Regions from separate parts of the Mus musculus genome. Here region 2 is linked to region 1. A link is a loop called in an ENCODE intact Hi-C map of the cell type or tissue named here. Cell type or tissue: gastrocnemius. All regions are shown on one strand.

The links. Peaks named below come from ENCODE experiments on the same cell type or tissue, not always from the same donor. Only the 100,000 strongest peaks of a DNase experiment are listed, where the experiment ranks them.
Region 2: a loop joins it to region 1, with 5 times the contacts of the local background. A loop is called at or near these places in 26 of 42 quality-filtered maps.

The regions. Positions count from the first base shown.
Region 1 is chr19:10,195,533-10,203,532 of GRCm38, reverse strand. It overlaps Fads1 (fatty acid desaturase 1), which reads right to left. Exons shown (of 12, transcript NM_146094.2): 12 at 6,659-8,000. It overlaps Fen1 (flap structure specific endonuclease 1), which reads left to right. Exons shown (of 3, transcript NM_007999.6): 3 at 2,436-4,401. The coding sequence starts at 2,455. The coding sequence ends at 3,597. Among named protein-coding and RNA genes, the nearest start is that of Tmem258, 4.7 kb to the left of the region's middle. In gastrocnemius, a CTCF peak has its summit at 4,532 (motif pointing right); DNase peaks (open chromatin) are centred at 3,092 and 4,548; H3K4me3 peaks cover 338 bases; H3K27ac peaks cover 239 bases.
Region 2 is chr19:9,996,195-10,004,194 of GRCm38, reverse strand. Best1 (bestrophin 1) reads left to right here and starts at 2,562. Exons shown (of 12, transcript NM_011913.2): 1 at 2,562-2,737; 2 at 6,981-7,168. The coding sequence starts at 7,017. It also overlaps a transcript of Rab3il1 not described here. In gastrocnemius, a CTCF peak has its summit at 3,670 (motif pointing left); a DNase peak (open chromatin) is centred at 3,658.

The sequences.
Region 1 (8,000 bases):
CTGAGGCAGGTGTTGGAAAAGCCCCAAGGACATTTCTGGTGAAGGGAAGTCTGGAAGACTCCGTAGAACAGTGGGGCCCAGTTAATACGGTGATTAATCAGTAGGCCTCTGGGGAGTGGGGAGCAGGGGAACTAGGTGTGTTTTTATCCTGCCTGCAGCCATTTCATTTAAGGCTTTGCTATCTGGAAGGTCCTGTGGAGGCGGGACTGAGACTATCAGGACAGAACAGGTTTCCCTCTGTGTGACATGATGGGTGGTAATAGCCTGTATTCATTCTAGCAACGTAGTAAGTGAGGTGTGAACCATATGGTTGACTAGGGAACATGGCACGGCATCTGGTGATGTGTGTATTCCATCTGGGTTTTTGGTTGACCGGTTCTGCAAGGCAGAAATGGTTATTCATTCTTATTTAACAACTCAGAAGTGACTTGTGTTACACAATCTTGAAGATGTAGAGCACTTGCTAGCAGGAGTGAGGGCTCTAGCTCAGTCCCCATTGTTATACCCACACACAGAATACCAGATTCAAGGATGAGTTTTTTATTTGATTTCTGGTCTGAGGATTCAACATGGGACTCCATGCATGCTAGGCAAGCCACTGTACCAGGGAGAGCTACAGTCTTTAGCCTTAAGACTGAGTTTTTGCTGCTTGTATTCTTAGAGGAACCACAGTAATACGAACCAGGAAGAAGTAAGGAAGGAGGGCAGGAAGAAGACCAAAGAGAGAAGCAGGCCTCTTCACTAGGCTTCTGTGCTATACAAGTAACGTGTGCTGAGGTGTTTGTAGTCAGGAAGGAAGGGGACTATACAGGGCCACTTGGGCTTCAGAAAAGACACAGTGAAGTAAGACTGGGAACAAATTAGAACAATTGACAGGACTTTCTTTTTTTTTTTTTTTTTTTTTTTTTAAGATTTATTTATTTATTATATGTAAGTACATTGTAGCTGTCTTCAGACACTCCAGAAGAGGGAATCAGATCTCGTTACAGATGGTTGTGAGCCACCATGTGGTTGCTGGGATTTGAACTCTGGACCTTCGGAAGAGCAGTCGGGTGCTCTTACCCACTGAGCCATCTCACCAGCCCTTGACAGGACTTTCTTATGGTGTGGACACACTAACATTGGGCGAGCAAGATAACCTTAATAAATTGCATATTAGAAAATCCTTTTATTGTACATTTAACACATTAATATGACTTGACTGACACAATGCAGATATTTTTGTTTAAAATGGATTCTCTTTCCCAACTTAATTTTCTGTTTGTTTTTGAGACAGGGTCTCAACTATGTAACTCTGGCTGGCCTGGGACTTACTATGTAGACTAGGCTGGCCTGGAACTCAGAGATCCACTTGACTGTGCCTTCCAGGTGCTGGGATTAAAGGCATGCACCATCACTCACAACTAGGTTTTTTGCCCCCTAACCCCCAATTTTTTTTTCTTGAAAGTCCATTTAAAGAAAAATAATTAGATAAAAGGAAAATTAATGTTTCAATTGGAGGAGCCAAAAATTGTGAGGGTAGTTTTGAAAATGCTTCCCTAGGAGTGATTTGATGGAAGTACTACAGAAGTGCATGCAGTATTGGACTGTGTGAATCCAGCATGCCAGCCCTCAGTTCAGGATCTGTGGGAAGTCATGGCGTTCAGACTTAGGGGGGAAGAGAGTACAAAGAGGAGGACTTAAAACTCCTCTGGCATCCTGATAAAAACACCCTCAAGTGCTAAGGGAGATGGGAAGGGAAGAGTAGCAGCAGTGAGGTGGCCACCTGTCCTTATGCAGAGGTGTACCCCTCAGGTCTGCTGCATCGGTTAGACATCTGTGGAGAAGCAATAAATCAGACATAGTCATATTCGCATAGCTGGTACTTACCTGCTCCTGAGGGTTCACGTCTGCCTTGATGATCTCAGGGCCCTTCAAGCTGAGCCAAGCACTCTGTCTTCTGTGATCCTTAATGCAGGTTAAAGTTGAAGTCACTCTGTGACAGATGGTGCCATTGCGTTATTCAGAGCCCTTAAGTTATTCAAGAACATCCCATGCCAGGTGTGGTGGCGCACGCCTTTAATCCCAGCACTCAGGAGGCAGAGGCAGGCGGATTTCTGAATTCAAGGCCAGCCTGGTCTACAGAGTGAGTTTCAGGACAGCCAGGGCTACACAAAGAAACCCTGTCTCGGAAAACCAAAAAAAAAAACAAAAACAAAAGAACATCCCAGATCTCATTCCTTGAAGCGCCCAGAACAGCTTCTGATTGTCAGGAGGCCTGCTTGAGAATGGTGGATCTTGTTCACCTTTGCCTCTTCTGCTCTGCTGGCTTGGAGTCCTGCTGTGTCTCATGTTAAGTTTGATGAACCATGAGACTGGTGAATGTTGCCACTTAAAACTTTTGTTCCTTTTGTATCCTCCAAGTTCCTCCTCTTACTCTTCTTTCTTTGTTTTAGCCATTGCTCCTGTGCTACCATGGGAATTCACGGCCTTGCCAAACTAATTGCTGATGTGGCCCCCAGTGCCATCCGTGAGAATGACATCAAGAGCTACTTTGGTCGCAAAGTGGCCATCGATGCCTCCATGAGCATCTACCAGTTCCTGATTGCTGTTCGTCAGGGTGGGGATGTGCTGCAGAACGAGGAGGGTGAGACCACCAGCCACCTGATGGGCATGTTCTACCGTACCATCCGCATGATGGAGAATGGCATCAAGCCTGTGTACGTCTTTGATGGCAAACCACCACAGCTGAAGTCAGGCGAGCTGGCCAAGCGCAGTGAGAGGCGCGCCGAGGCTGAGAAGCAACTGCAGCAGGCTCAGGAGGCTGGGATGGAGGAGGAGGTGGAGAAGTTCACCAAGAGGCTCGTGAAGGTCACCAAGCAACACAATGATGAGTGCAAACACCTGCTGAGCCTCATGGGCATCCCTTACCTTGATGCACCCAGCGAGGCAGAGGCCAGCTGTGCTGCCCTGGCAAAGGCTGGCAAAGTCTATGCTGCGGCCACGGAGGACATGGACTGCCTCACTTTTGGCAGCCCCGTGCTAATGCGACACTTAACTGCCAGTGAGGCCAAGAAGCTGCCCATCCAAGAGTTCCATCTGAGCCGCGTCCTGCAGGAGCTGGGTCTGAACCAGGAGCAGTTTGTGGATCTGTGCATCCTGCTGGGTAGCGACTACTGCGAGAGCATCCGTGGCATTGGGCCCAAGCGGGCTGTGGATCTCATCCAGAAACATAAGAGCATCGAGGAGATCGTGAGGCGGCTGGACCCCAGCAAGTACCCCGTTCCAGAGAACTGGCTCCACAAGGAAGCCCAGCAGCTCTTCCTGGAGCCAGAAGTACTGGACCCAGAGTCTGTGGAGCTGAAGTGGAGCGAGCCAAATGAAGAAGAGTTGGTCAAATTTATGTGTGGTGAAAAGCAGTTTTCTGAAGAGCGAATTCGCAGTGGGGTCAAGCGGCTGAGTAAGAGCCGCCAGGGCAGCACCCAGGGACGCCTCGATGATTTCTTCAAGGTGACAGGCTCACTCTCCTCAGCTAAGCGCAAGGAGCCAGAACCCAAGGGGCCTGCTAAGAAGAAAGCAAAGACTGGGGGAGCGGGGAAGTTCCGAAGGGGAAAATAAACCTGTCCTTCCCCTCCACTGTCCTTGACCCCAGGCTGTCTATCTGTTTTGTACCCTCGGCTGCAGCACATCCCTCTTGTCCCTCGTCTTGAGGAGAGTTCATTGCTTCCCAGCGCTGCCCTTCAGAGCTTTCCCTCTCTTGACCCTGTGGCAGGAAGGCCGTAGCTCTGCTTTTTCTCATTTTTAGCTCAGGAAAGATGTCAGGCTCAAACCACTTCTCAGGTTAATGGACACTGTAGTCATTGTTCTGTGCAACTGCGAGCAATGTCTTAAGGAAGAAGAAGATAAAGCCGGGAGCGAGGCTGGAGATAGTTTCCCAGCTGGCCAGCTGGTGGAGGAGAGGTGACTAGAACCTGACTGACTACTGCTCCTTCTAATTTCACTGTGCCCTGAAAGATGCCCATCAGCCTGGGATTCGCTGATGGAAGAACTGCAAAGAGACGAGCAGAGAGAAGTCTGGCTGACAACAGATTTAGTACTGACCAGCTGATTTTTGTGGGCAGAAATTTGAACTTGCTGCCTGCTGAGTCCAGTAGTTGTGCAGGGAGTGAGATGGCAGTGTTTAAGTTTTGATTTGTAGTTTTTTGTTTTTGTCTCTCCCCTCTCCAGTGTTGGGGATTGACCCCAGGGCAAAGGCATTAAGTGTGCCACTGACCTGTGCCTCCAAGTGATGTTCTGACAGCCTTTCTGAGGCAATCAATTGAATTGAGGTTTTGGGAGAAGAAACTGTTGTTCATAGGCTATTTCTATTTTAAAAGATGTGAAGAGAAAAAAAAAACAATAAAATTATAAAAGTGACCAGAATGTGTCTGAATGTTTGAAAACACCCTGAGTGCCTTAGTTTCCTGTAGAATAAATATAATGGTTTCCTTTCCCCCTCTAAAATCCCCTACAGCCTGGCTGGGATTGCCCTGGTAACAAGTGGTTAGTTTAGGACTGACCACAAGGTGGCGCTGTGCCCATGTAAGGTGGCCACAGCAGCTGTGGTGGCACCAGCCTTTTGTACTTAGGAGTTTGCATAGCTTGACTGGATTTCACACGTTCCACCATCTGTGAGATAAAGGAGTCCCCTGGAACAGTCTTGTAGTTTAGATAAACTATCTTATAACATCCAGCCAGGGCTACACAAATCCTGTCTCCACAAACCTATAAAACAAGTAGGTAAATAAAAGAAGCCTTGTTCTTACTGAGATTTCAGGTGTCCGGGAAGAATGAAAGTTTTTGAGTACTAATACATTTAGGTTTTCCCAGAGAACAACAGAGAATGAGCTATGTATATGTTAAAAGGAAATTCACTAAAGTGGCTTACAGGGTGTGGTCCCGATAGCCTAACAATTGGTATCCAACAAGAAAGTCAAGAATTCAGTAGTTTAGTCCACAAGGGATGTCTCAACTGATCTTCAATCTACATGAAGAAGTAGGTTCTAATACCAGAGAAGGGATGTCTCAGCAAGAGGATGCCTGGGCAAGAAGCAAAAGTCTCCATGTCCTTTTGTGTGGGCTGCCACTAGAAGGGGTAGCCCAGAGTTAGGGTGAGTTTTCTACCTCCACACAGACTGGGCCAGCTGCTCGGGTTCTGGTTGCTTCCAGACATGGTCAAGTTGATAAGCCATTATAACTAGTAAAGCTTAGTGGGGGAGCCAGCCTGTGAGCTCTGATCTCACAATTGTGCTATTAACAGCACATAATTAACTTGAAAAGGCCTTGACAACAGCTTGAGTAGAAGACTAATAGCATGGGCCTTCAAGTCCTTTAAATTCCACTATACGGTGGGGGCAGGTGAGCGTGTGGAGGTCAAAGGGCAGCTTTCAGGGATCTTTTACCTGCCATGCCTTTGCACAATGATTTTTAATTTCCTTCCTGGTCATCTGTCCTCGCACCCCCAGCTGCTGTGCCTCCAACACACACATACATACACTCAGGGTCTCACTATGTATCCCTGGCCGGTCTGGAACTCAGACCAGAAATTCCGCCTTGAATTCATACTGTTTCCCAAAGAAGTCTTGGGTGAATGTAGACACTGTTTTATCCTGAGAGCAGAGCACTTATTTTGTTCTCTGCTCTCGCAGTTGATGAGTGGAACTGACTTTACCAGATTAAATTTGAGTTGTCCCCCCCCCCCCCCACCATTCCATAATTTGATTCTAAATGTGCAGTGGCAATGAGCTGAGTGCCAAGGCTGCACTGCCTGAGCGCAGTGGCCTTTAGGGGCTTGTATCCCGTGGTCGGCAAGCATTTAGAGGTCTGGCTTGCTTTTAAATTTGAACTTCGTAGCCCTTTCTAATTGTGCTGATTTGTGCTTGGCCCTGTGAATGTTCTGCTGTTTCACTCAGCTGAAGTTCAATAGTTAAGAGGCGTTGCAGTTAAGAGGCATGGCTCTGCAGTCTGATCGAGACAGTGTTGGCAAAGAGACTTATAGCTAAAACCATGCTGAAATTCCAAATAGGTACGAAGGGAGAAATAATTCAAGATGGAAAGTTGAAGACTGAACTGTGAGATCTATGAGATCCGGCAGGAGTACCGCAGCAGTACAGTGTCTCTACAGATGGGCACTGGGATGAACCTGGCCTTGTCAGACCACCCTTACATGGGAGTCACAGTCCTGCCCAGGTTATACAAGGGAACTGGCAGTGAGTCATGTTCCCAAGGGAGCTGAGCTCACAGGTAGGAAGGGACCTAGCAGTAGTAGCAGGGATCTTGTGTATATTTATGTGGGTACATGTTCCTGCATGTTTGAATGTCAAAAAGGCCAGAGGGTCAGCAACTGTCTGCTTTAACCCTTAATCACGCCACCTGAGTTTTTACTGAACCTGAAGCCTACCAATTTGCCGAAGGTGGTTGGCCAGCAAGCTCCAAGGATGCACCTCTGCTAATGCTGGGTTATAGAGCTCCACCCCTGGCATTTACATGGGTCCTGGGGATCGGAACTTGGATAGGAAGTGCCTTACCAGCTTGGATAGGAAGTGCCTTACCAGCTGAGGCAGCTCCCCTTCTCTGCACCAGGGCATCGGGTAGGCATGTGCAGACAAGCAGCGCGGATTTCAAATGAATAACAACATTCTTTTGGTCCAAATTAAATTTTATTTTTTAGCTTCACCAGGATGTGGTAACAGCATTGGCACACACAGATACTGACATTAGGCTCAATTAAGTGAGATGCCGGTGGGACAGGAAGTAGGAAGATGAAGGTAATAAAGACAGACATGGAAGCTAGAGTTAAGTTTGGATATTCTGCCACTTTCTACAATAGCAGAGGTGACTTTCCCTCTAACGCGGTTTTCTTATCTGTCAGTGGATTTGAGATGCCTCACTTTACCTCTGTAACATTCTGAGGCTTGTCACTCAATGTCCCCCGTGTCACAGTGAAGGCTGAGAAGAGAAGGCCACAGTGGTTCAGATGCTCTGAAGACCTGGTCTTGGTACAACAGAGCTCACTGGTATTTGCCCAGACTGGCAGTTGAAGGTCAAAGCCAGTGAGTGGGTTAGACAGACTGGTAGTGCCACCTCCTTACCCCGGGTGGCAGGGAACGGGCACGGGGAGGGGTCTGCACCTATTCTGAAGAAGGAGCCATAAAGGCAGCACTCTTTAATCCTGATTTTTCCTACACAGTCTGTTTCAAACAGGTTTTCAATCAGGGCCAACCACTGGCAAAGATCTGTGCTTTTCTGCAACCTGCCTGTCTCTACACCAGACTCCAACATCCCTTAACACCCTCATCTTGACCACAAACACGCACTGCACTTTGCCTTCTTGAGGTTTTCTCTTCCCAGACAGGTGGGTCATCATGCTTCCAGTAGAATCTCTTGAGCAGACAACAATGCCCAGGGGTTTGGGGAACAAGAGCATGAAAGTGGACATACAGGTTAGGTCTCTCCGGGCATGTTCCTATATTCTCCGGAACATATCTTTTACCAACCAGAAGATTACAAAACCCTATTTTATTGTTAGACCGGCACACTTTGTCAGAAGTTACCCTAAATTTCTATCCAGCATCCAGTAGAGTAAGACACTTGAACGAGTAGACAGAGGAGCTGCCTCGCTGCAGCAGTGATGTTCACAGACCTTAGTGTTTCTAACCTTCCTGTTTGTGACATGGAACTGTGCTATACAATGCTGGAACGTGACATAGGGAACAGGGATTCTGAGTCTGCACAGAGCCCTGGCACTCTGGTGGAAGCCTCAGTCACTTTTGTTGACAACTGTTTTGTTGAACTTAGAATTACAGGCTGGGGAGCAAAAGGAAACTATGGGAATAGTGTTCAGTGGGAGGGAAGACCTCACTCTTTGTTTATGTTCTTTCTCCTTGGGGACCGATTAGAAGAGATGAATCAACAGAGTTTCAAAGGCCAGTATCTGCCATCCGTTTTGTCAAGAGCTAAGATCTAATGTTCTCTCTGGAACC
Region 2 (8,000 bases), 200 kb after region 1:
GAAGGGCTCTTGTCAGGTGTTTCAGCACAGCATCAGAAATGAACCAAAACCACAGCCTAAAAACCTAAGTCCAAAAACACACACTTCTGTTTTACTTTTGCTTATTTGCTTGTGTGTGTGCTTGTGTATGCAGTGGGGGGTGGGGGAGGGGAAGATTGGTGCACATGTACCATGGAGCACATGTAGAATCAGAGGACAAATTGTGGGAGTAACTTCTCTCCTTCCACTTGTGGATTCTGAGGATTGAATTGAGGTCATCTTACTCACCAAGCCTACCTCCCACTTTCTGATTCCAAAGCAGTATGCCTACCCACTGCCTTCCGCTGTATAAACCAGGGCCTGCTGGTGCATGCCTGTCATTCTATGAGGCAAGCTGGCTAAGCTAGACTAGGACTAGGCAGAATTGGTGAGCTCTGGGTTCAGCAAGAGATCTTGTCTCAATTAATGAAGTAGAGCCACTGAGGAAGACACTGACATTGACCTAGGGCTTCAATATGAATGCACACATATGTACTCATATACATATTACACATATATACACACACAAAAAAAAAACCAAATCAAAACAAGTGTAGTATTGGCCTCAGGACAGACACAGAGGTCAATGGAATTGAGCAGACTCTCCAGAAATAGATACATCTGTCACAAATTGATCTTTAACAATGATGCCAAACCCATTCAATGAAGGAAACAAACAGCACATGGGCAGCTGGGTACCCATATGTCTCAGTGGCCTTGGACCTTTACCTCACACTCTCCACAAAAAGGAATCCAAAATATATCAGATCTTAACTGTATCAGCAAAAATCATAAAATTCTCAGAATAGATTCAGCCAGGTCAAAATTCATGAACATTAAAGTTTTATGTGTTCAAGAACATTCTCAACTAAGTATAAAGAGGTCTGGGTGTCGCTCAGTTGGTAGAGTGCTTGCCTGGCATGCAAGAAACCTTGGTTCAATCCCCAGCACTGCATAAGTTGGGCCTGCAATCTTAACACTTAGGAAACGGGCAAAGGATAATTAGGGGTTCAAGGTCATCTTCAGATACACATCAGGTTCAAGGCCTGTGTCAACAGCAAACAAACAAAAGAACGCAGTGCTTTTGAAATGAAAACAGTAATGGACTTTTCTCTCTCTCACCATCGCCCGAAGCCAACCTCTCAACCCAGGTTGTACACCTGACTCAGATGTAGATAACAGTGCTTGCGGTCAAGGCTTAGTTTGATTCGTGAGACCCACAAGCTGGAAGGAGAGAACCAACTCCTGAAAGTTGTCCTCTGACCTCCGAATGTGTACTGTGGTATTCAAGCACACACACACACACACACACACACACACACACACACACCAATAAGTAAACAAAACTAAAAAAAAAAAAATGAAATGCAGATTATGACTGAGGAGGTCTGGGGTGGAAGCCTCAGATCCTTGCATCTCTAACAATCTGTTGTATAGTGTGTGTGTGTGTGTGCTCAGGGGCCTCAGTGTGTGTGTGTGTGTGTTGTATAGTGTGTGTGCGTGCTAAGGGGCCTCAGTGTAAGAGTCCATGTTCTAAGAGGAAATAGACAGGCAAAGCAATTCACTGAGGCTGAGGAGCCCACAGAGAAAAAGGCTTTTGCTGCTTGATATCCCCCAAGGAACTTGGACTATGTAGTAGGTCTTTGTATCAAGAATTCAGTCAACTGTGGCTCACCAGTTAAGAGCAATGGCTCTTCTTCCGGAGGACCTGACTTTGATCTCCAGCACCCACATGTTGACTCACAACCATCTGAAACTCAAGTCTCAAGGGATACTGTGCCCTCTTCTGGCTGCATCAGGTACCAGGCATGCATATGTTATACAGATAAACACCTATACACATAAGACCAAAAACTAAATACATACATACATACATACATACATACATACATACAAACAAATAAATTCACTGAACAGATGGGGATTTGGTGAGAGGTAAGGGTAGGGTCAGGTCCTCACCTGGCTGGTAGCTGCAGGGTGGAGTCCATGAAGCACCACACGACTAGAGATCCTAGCTTTCCCCCAGGTTGTGCTGAGTTCTCACCATGTGTCTCTTTCTGGGTTGGTTCTGGTCTATTCTGTATTATTTCATTGCTATCTGTGGGATATGGCTTGGTGGTGCTGGGACTTGTCTCCCAGCCTTTCCCTGTCTCACCTTATCCCTGTTGCCCCTCTGAAAAGGTCAGAGGTTATTATGCCAGTCTCCCAGAGCTTTAGCAATGAGAGCTGCTTCGTGTCAGGAAAGAGGTATTGACTGTCTTCCTTCCTGTCCCTGGAGTGGCACTATATGTCCTCTGCCTCCCTGTCCAGCTGTGTTAATCCACCTCTTGGTTTCTTCCCTGTTTATTCTGTGATTGGCCCAGAGGAGGAGAGTGGGCTAGCAGGCACCCTATGCAGAACCTGGAGACAGCAGCCAGGTCTGCCAGGCCCAGCCCAGGGCCTACTGCTTACTGCCCTCTGCCAAGTCTGGTCCTCTTCTACCTGCCTGGCAAAGGTCAGGCCCTCTGTGATGCTCTTGTTGCCATGGCGATCTTAGATGAGGAGGCTGTAATGTTCTGGGTCCAGAACCTTCACCCATCAGCCCTATGTGCTCTGCTTGCTCCCTGACATGACTCTCTACCAGAGGGCTAGAGAGCATGGGCTCTGCTACCATCAAAGTCTTCTCTGCACACCCTTCATTCCTCAGACCTCCCTTCAAACCCTACAGAAACCCTAACAGGTAAGCCTCAGGCCCCAGGTAACCCTCCTCCAGGGCAGAGGTCATGGTTCGTGGTAGAAAGGGCCCAGGACCCAAACTTAGAAGACTTTAGGTCCCGGGTCCTAGTCCTGGTTCATTGGTAGTGATGTGGCCTTGGCCAAAAGGTCTGCCTTGAGCACCAGTGTCACCTGAGTGTTTTACACTCAACAGTCCCTCGGCAATGCCTCAGTGACTTGCCGTGGGCTGTTCTTATGTGCTTACATCTTCTCGGCTCAGTGAGCTTCTACTCCTGCTTCAAACACCAACTCCAGAGCTCCCACTCTGTAGGCTTCCCTGGCCTCTCAGACACTCTCACTCCCATTCTCTGCTGGAGGTTTTAAATATTTTTTTTTAGAGTCTCTCAACTCTTGTCTTCTTAGAGGCAGGAGTTAGAACAGATTCTACCCTGGTATCAGAGATGTTTTGTTGAATAACTTCTTGTGGGATGGAAAGGGAGAGTGGTCTTGGCTGCGCTGGGCACTCTCCTTGTAGGAGGTTATTCTGGGGTCCTGTATCCAGGTATGTCTTGGGCTTTACTGTATACCTGAGGCCTGTCTGGTTGACTGGAGACACATTTGTGTTTGAGGCCCGTGGGACACCATGTCTTATGTTTGAATGTGCTTAGAGTTGTGTGGGTCTAGGAGCAGATTGTTCACAGTGTCTCTGGAGACATCTTGAGACTGGAAGAAGCAGAGAGCAGCACTAGCAAGTGAAGAACTGGTTAACGGTGAAGAACTGGGCTTCACAGAAAACCAAAGAAGTTCTCCAGCACTTCCCAGCTCTTCTAAAATACTATGTAGCTACTGGTAATGGTCAAGGAGATAACGGCGACTTCCAAAGACAACTTTGATGATCACTGACACCTGAACAACTGGACTAGGCTTCCCTGGCAAGAACTAAGTCAATGGTGACCTCTAGTGACCAACATAAGGGATGCAGGAGTCCATTAAGGCAGTGTTTAAGGCAGTGTTTACAGGTGTTTTGTTTTGAACTACTCTGCTAGAAACATATTCAACTTTAATTAAATATATATTTATTGGACTGGGATTTATCTCAGTGGGAGGAGTTCTTGCCTGGTGTGCATGAAACCCTGCACTGGATCCCCAGCACTTATCTGTTGGATATGGTGGCTCACATCTGTAATCTCAGCTCTCAGGAAGTACAGAGAGAAGTGTTAGAATTTCATGGTCCTGGGCTACATAGAAAGTTCAAAGCTATCCTGAGCTACATGAGAACACACCTCAATGTAGACTCTGTGTGTGTGTGTGTGTGTGTGTGTGTGTGTGTGTGTGTGAGAGAGAGAGAGAGAGAGAGAGAGAGAGAGAGAGAGAGAGAACACCTATTAGATAGCAAGCTCTCTTGTGAAGGTCAGTATGTATTGAAGAAAAGAGGAGAAACAGGTAGGAGCCCACAGAGATTCTCGGTCCAGCTGTACATTACAATGGAAAACCCGCACCTGGGCAAGTTGGGTCTGCCCCTGCCCAGTGGGGCGCAGGCAGCACTGGGTCTGCCCCTGCCCAGTGGGGCGCAGGCAGCACTGGGTCTGCCCCTGCCCAGTGGGGCGCAGGCAGCATTGGGTTTGACTTTGCAGATCCTCCCCAGGCCTGCCGTGTCTATCACTCTCACTCTCATCTTGCAGTAAGTGAGCCAGCACTTATTCTCACCCTCTTTTCAGATGAAAAGACATTCACAACTGTCCTGTCCCTTCTCTGTCCAATTAAGGACAGGGACAGAGTGGCAGGGAGGGGTGGGTACTTTTCATCCTCCAAGATTGCCCCCAATCTCAGCAGACTCTCAGGATAACACCAGCTTTATTGTTCACTATGATTAGAAACGTAGTCAAGGTCATGGTGAAACAATCCCCCCTCCCTTCTGAACAGAGTTAAACAGGCAAAAACCTGTGTGTCAGAATCACCTGCAAGCTCAGTTTCCTTAGGGAGTGTCTGAAGGGGTGTGGGAGCGGGAGAGGAAGTAGAGAGTAGGAGGGTGGATTCACTTTAAGGCTCAGGATCATAATGTAAATTGGGACTCCCAGAAGCGTGGTTCCCAAGACCACCCAAACCACAGACGCCTACAGCACTTGATAAAAACGCAACGTTTCCAAGGACACAGCATCAGGCTCCTAAGGTCTGGAGAAGCTGCGTATTTGGTAACTGTCTTGGCAACTGTCTCAGTCAGTGAAGACTTGCTGTCCATGCTCTTCATGTACAGTGGCTTGTTGGCAAACTCTCATCTTAGCCTGGTGCTCAGAAGAACCTACAGAAAGGACTGGCACACTAAGGTTGCCTGAGCTGCTGAGATGCCACCCAGCTCCCTCTGGATGCTTGGGCATGTGTCTTTGTTTTTCTCAGGCTGTCTGGGATTAGGCCGTTTAAATAGCATCAAGCCCCGTTGCCTTCCTGCTCCCCTTTTCTTTTTCTGACTTTGAAGTACCTACTAGTAGGCCCTGCCAACTAAACAAGCCACCACAACCTATGATGTCACCAGCGGCCAATCAGAGCTTCTCACCAATATATGCATTGATGTTACTTTTAACTGTGCTGACATTCCAGAGCAACACATCCTTTTCAGACGAGGACGCTGTGGCTCAGTCACAGCTAGCACACAGGTCGCTAGAAGCCAGTGGCATGTGTCAATTGTTCCAGAGCGGTCCCCAGAGACCTGGACAAAGTCTCCTTCTTCCCCTGAGCTCTTGATACCTTAGATGGAGCTCAATCTTGCCCCAGATCTTCTCTGAAAGACTTCAAGGGTCAGGACGCAGTGGCGGCGACACAGATTTATTTATTTATTTATTTATTTATTTATTTATTTATTTATTTATTTATTTATCGAGACAGGGTTTCTCTGTGTAGCCCTGGCTGTCCTGGAACTCACTTTGTAGACCAGGCTGGCCTTGAACTCAGAAATTCACCTGCCTCTGCCTCCCAAGCGCTAGGATTAAGGACGTGCGGCACCACCACCTGGCACAGATTTCTTGATCTAAACTTAGAGCCATGGAAGAGGGGCTATGGCACCTAATTCCAGCCTAATAAGTCAACACTCCCCAGGAAAGAATTAGAGGAACGCTGGCCAGGCTGTGCTGGCTGCTGATTTTGAGCAGATGACAGGAGGGGCTGAGACAATGGCTTCTTTGTAGAACCTTTTGCTTAGAAAGTCAGGTGATAACTCAGCACTATCTAGGTGGGCAGTGCCAGCCTCCAAGTATGGGCAAGGGTACCTGCCCCAGGGTCTCAGAAAGTCCCATCAACATAGTGGCCAGAGCTTTTATGGGGTTACCTGAACTGCTGGAACCCTGTGTGAGCAGGGGCTGCCCCAGGTGGACAGGGCCGGGGCTTTGGGGGCTTTTAGGAGTGGTCACCTGTGCTTATGTATGCAGTTGTGATGGGCACACATCGGGAGCACATGTGGGAGATGTGGGCTCTGTATGTCTGTGCAAAGACCCCGAGGTAGGAATGAACTTTGTGTGCAGGCACAGAGACAACAGCTGGTTTGTGGTGGCACTGGAATGGTGGGAATGGGTTAGTTGATCACTGGTTTAATCCGTTTTTATTGAGCAACTATGCTGAGAACACACTAAGAGCTTTTGGGGGGAGAAGAGAACAAAGGGTAAGCAGGAGTGCCCGGTGGCACACGGATTCAAGTAGAAACAATGCACCATGTAGAAGGATCAAGCACACGGGGAAGATGCTGCTGGTGACAACTGAGGCATGACTTCCAGTAGGATGGCTGGGGACCTTTTTCCTAGGAGATGACCTAATGTGGAGGGGGGCCATGGACTGACCTCAGGAAAAGCATCCATCACCCCCCACCCGCCCCCAGGTGGGTGGATAGCCTTGGAGGTCACCATTCAGTAACTATCAGAAGGGCATTCCCTCTTGCCAGGCTGGGCGGGGGAGGGGATGGGCACATGGCGGTGAGCACAGCTTGCCTAAATCACGGAGCTACTCACTCCAGTACGATTGAGGAAACCGAGAAAATGGGTTGGGAGCTCATGCTGCCTGGCTCTGAAGCCCTGAGCTCTGTGTGACTGTTGCTACTGCCCTTGCAGCTGCCTTTTGCCATCACACAAAATCAAGAATGTGTGGCAATTCACAGACCTGCCTTCTGTGTCTCAGGCTAGAAAATAGAGGCCCAGGGTAGGGTAGGACTAAACTCATGCAAGTCCAAGATCAGAACCTAGTCTTTGACTCCTATCCATTCCCACATCACTCTGCCTGCTCACCAGGACCCAAGCCCACCTACTGCTGCCCAGTGCCAAGCCATGACTATCACCTACACAAACAAAGTAGCCAATGCCCGCCTCGGTTCGTTCTCGTCCCTCCTCCTGTGCTGGCGAGGCAGCATCTACAAGCTGCTGTATGGAGAATTCCTTGTCTTCATATTCCTCTACTATTCCATCCGTGGACTCTACAGGTAAGAGGGTCGGGAGCTCATGGGGGAGGGGCCTCCAAGCATGTAAGTGGAGTGGAGATAAGAGTGAGGGAGGAGCACGGAGCTGAGCAGGAGAGGGTCTGATGTTCCAGCTCCCTTATAAGACTGAGCTGAACTCCTGGCCAGGCCTGGTCATTGGAGAGGAGGCTAGGGAGAAAAACAAAAGACCTGGAGCTTGTCTTGCAGCTCAGAGAAATAGCATTTGCCTGGCATGTGTGTCATCCCCAGGTCAATCCCCAATACACACACACCATACACACACACACCACACAAACACACACACACACATACACACCACATACACCACACACACACACCACACACACACACACACACACACCCCACACACACACAAACACACACACACCACACACACACACACATACACCACACACACACACATACACACACACCACACACACACACCACCACATACACCACACACACACACACACACACCACATACACCACACACACACACACCACACACACACACACACACCACATACACCACACACACACACACCACATACACCACACACACACACACACACACACCACACACACACACACACACACACACCACACACACACACCACACACACACACCACATACACCACACACACACTCACACCATACACACACACACACACACACCACATACACCACACACACACACACACACACACACACACACACACACAAATCAGACTGGGAAGATACTTTAATCCAGGCCAGAGGAGACTCTGGAACTCTTTCTCTGTAACCCAGGGAGGGATGTGGACCTCTGGCCTGAGCAAGTCCAACTGGGCT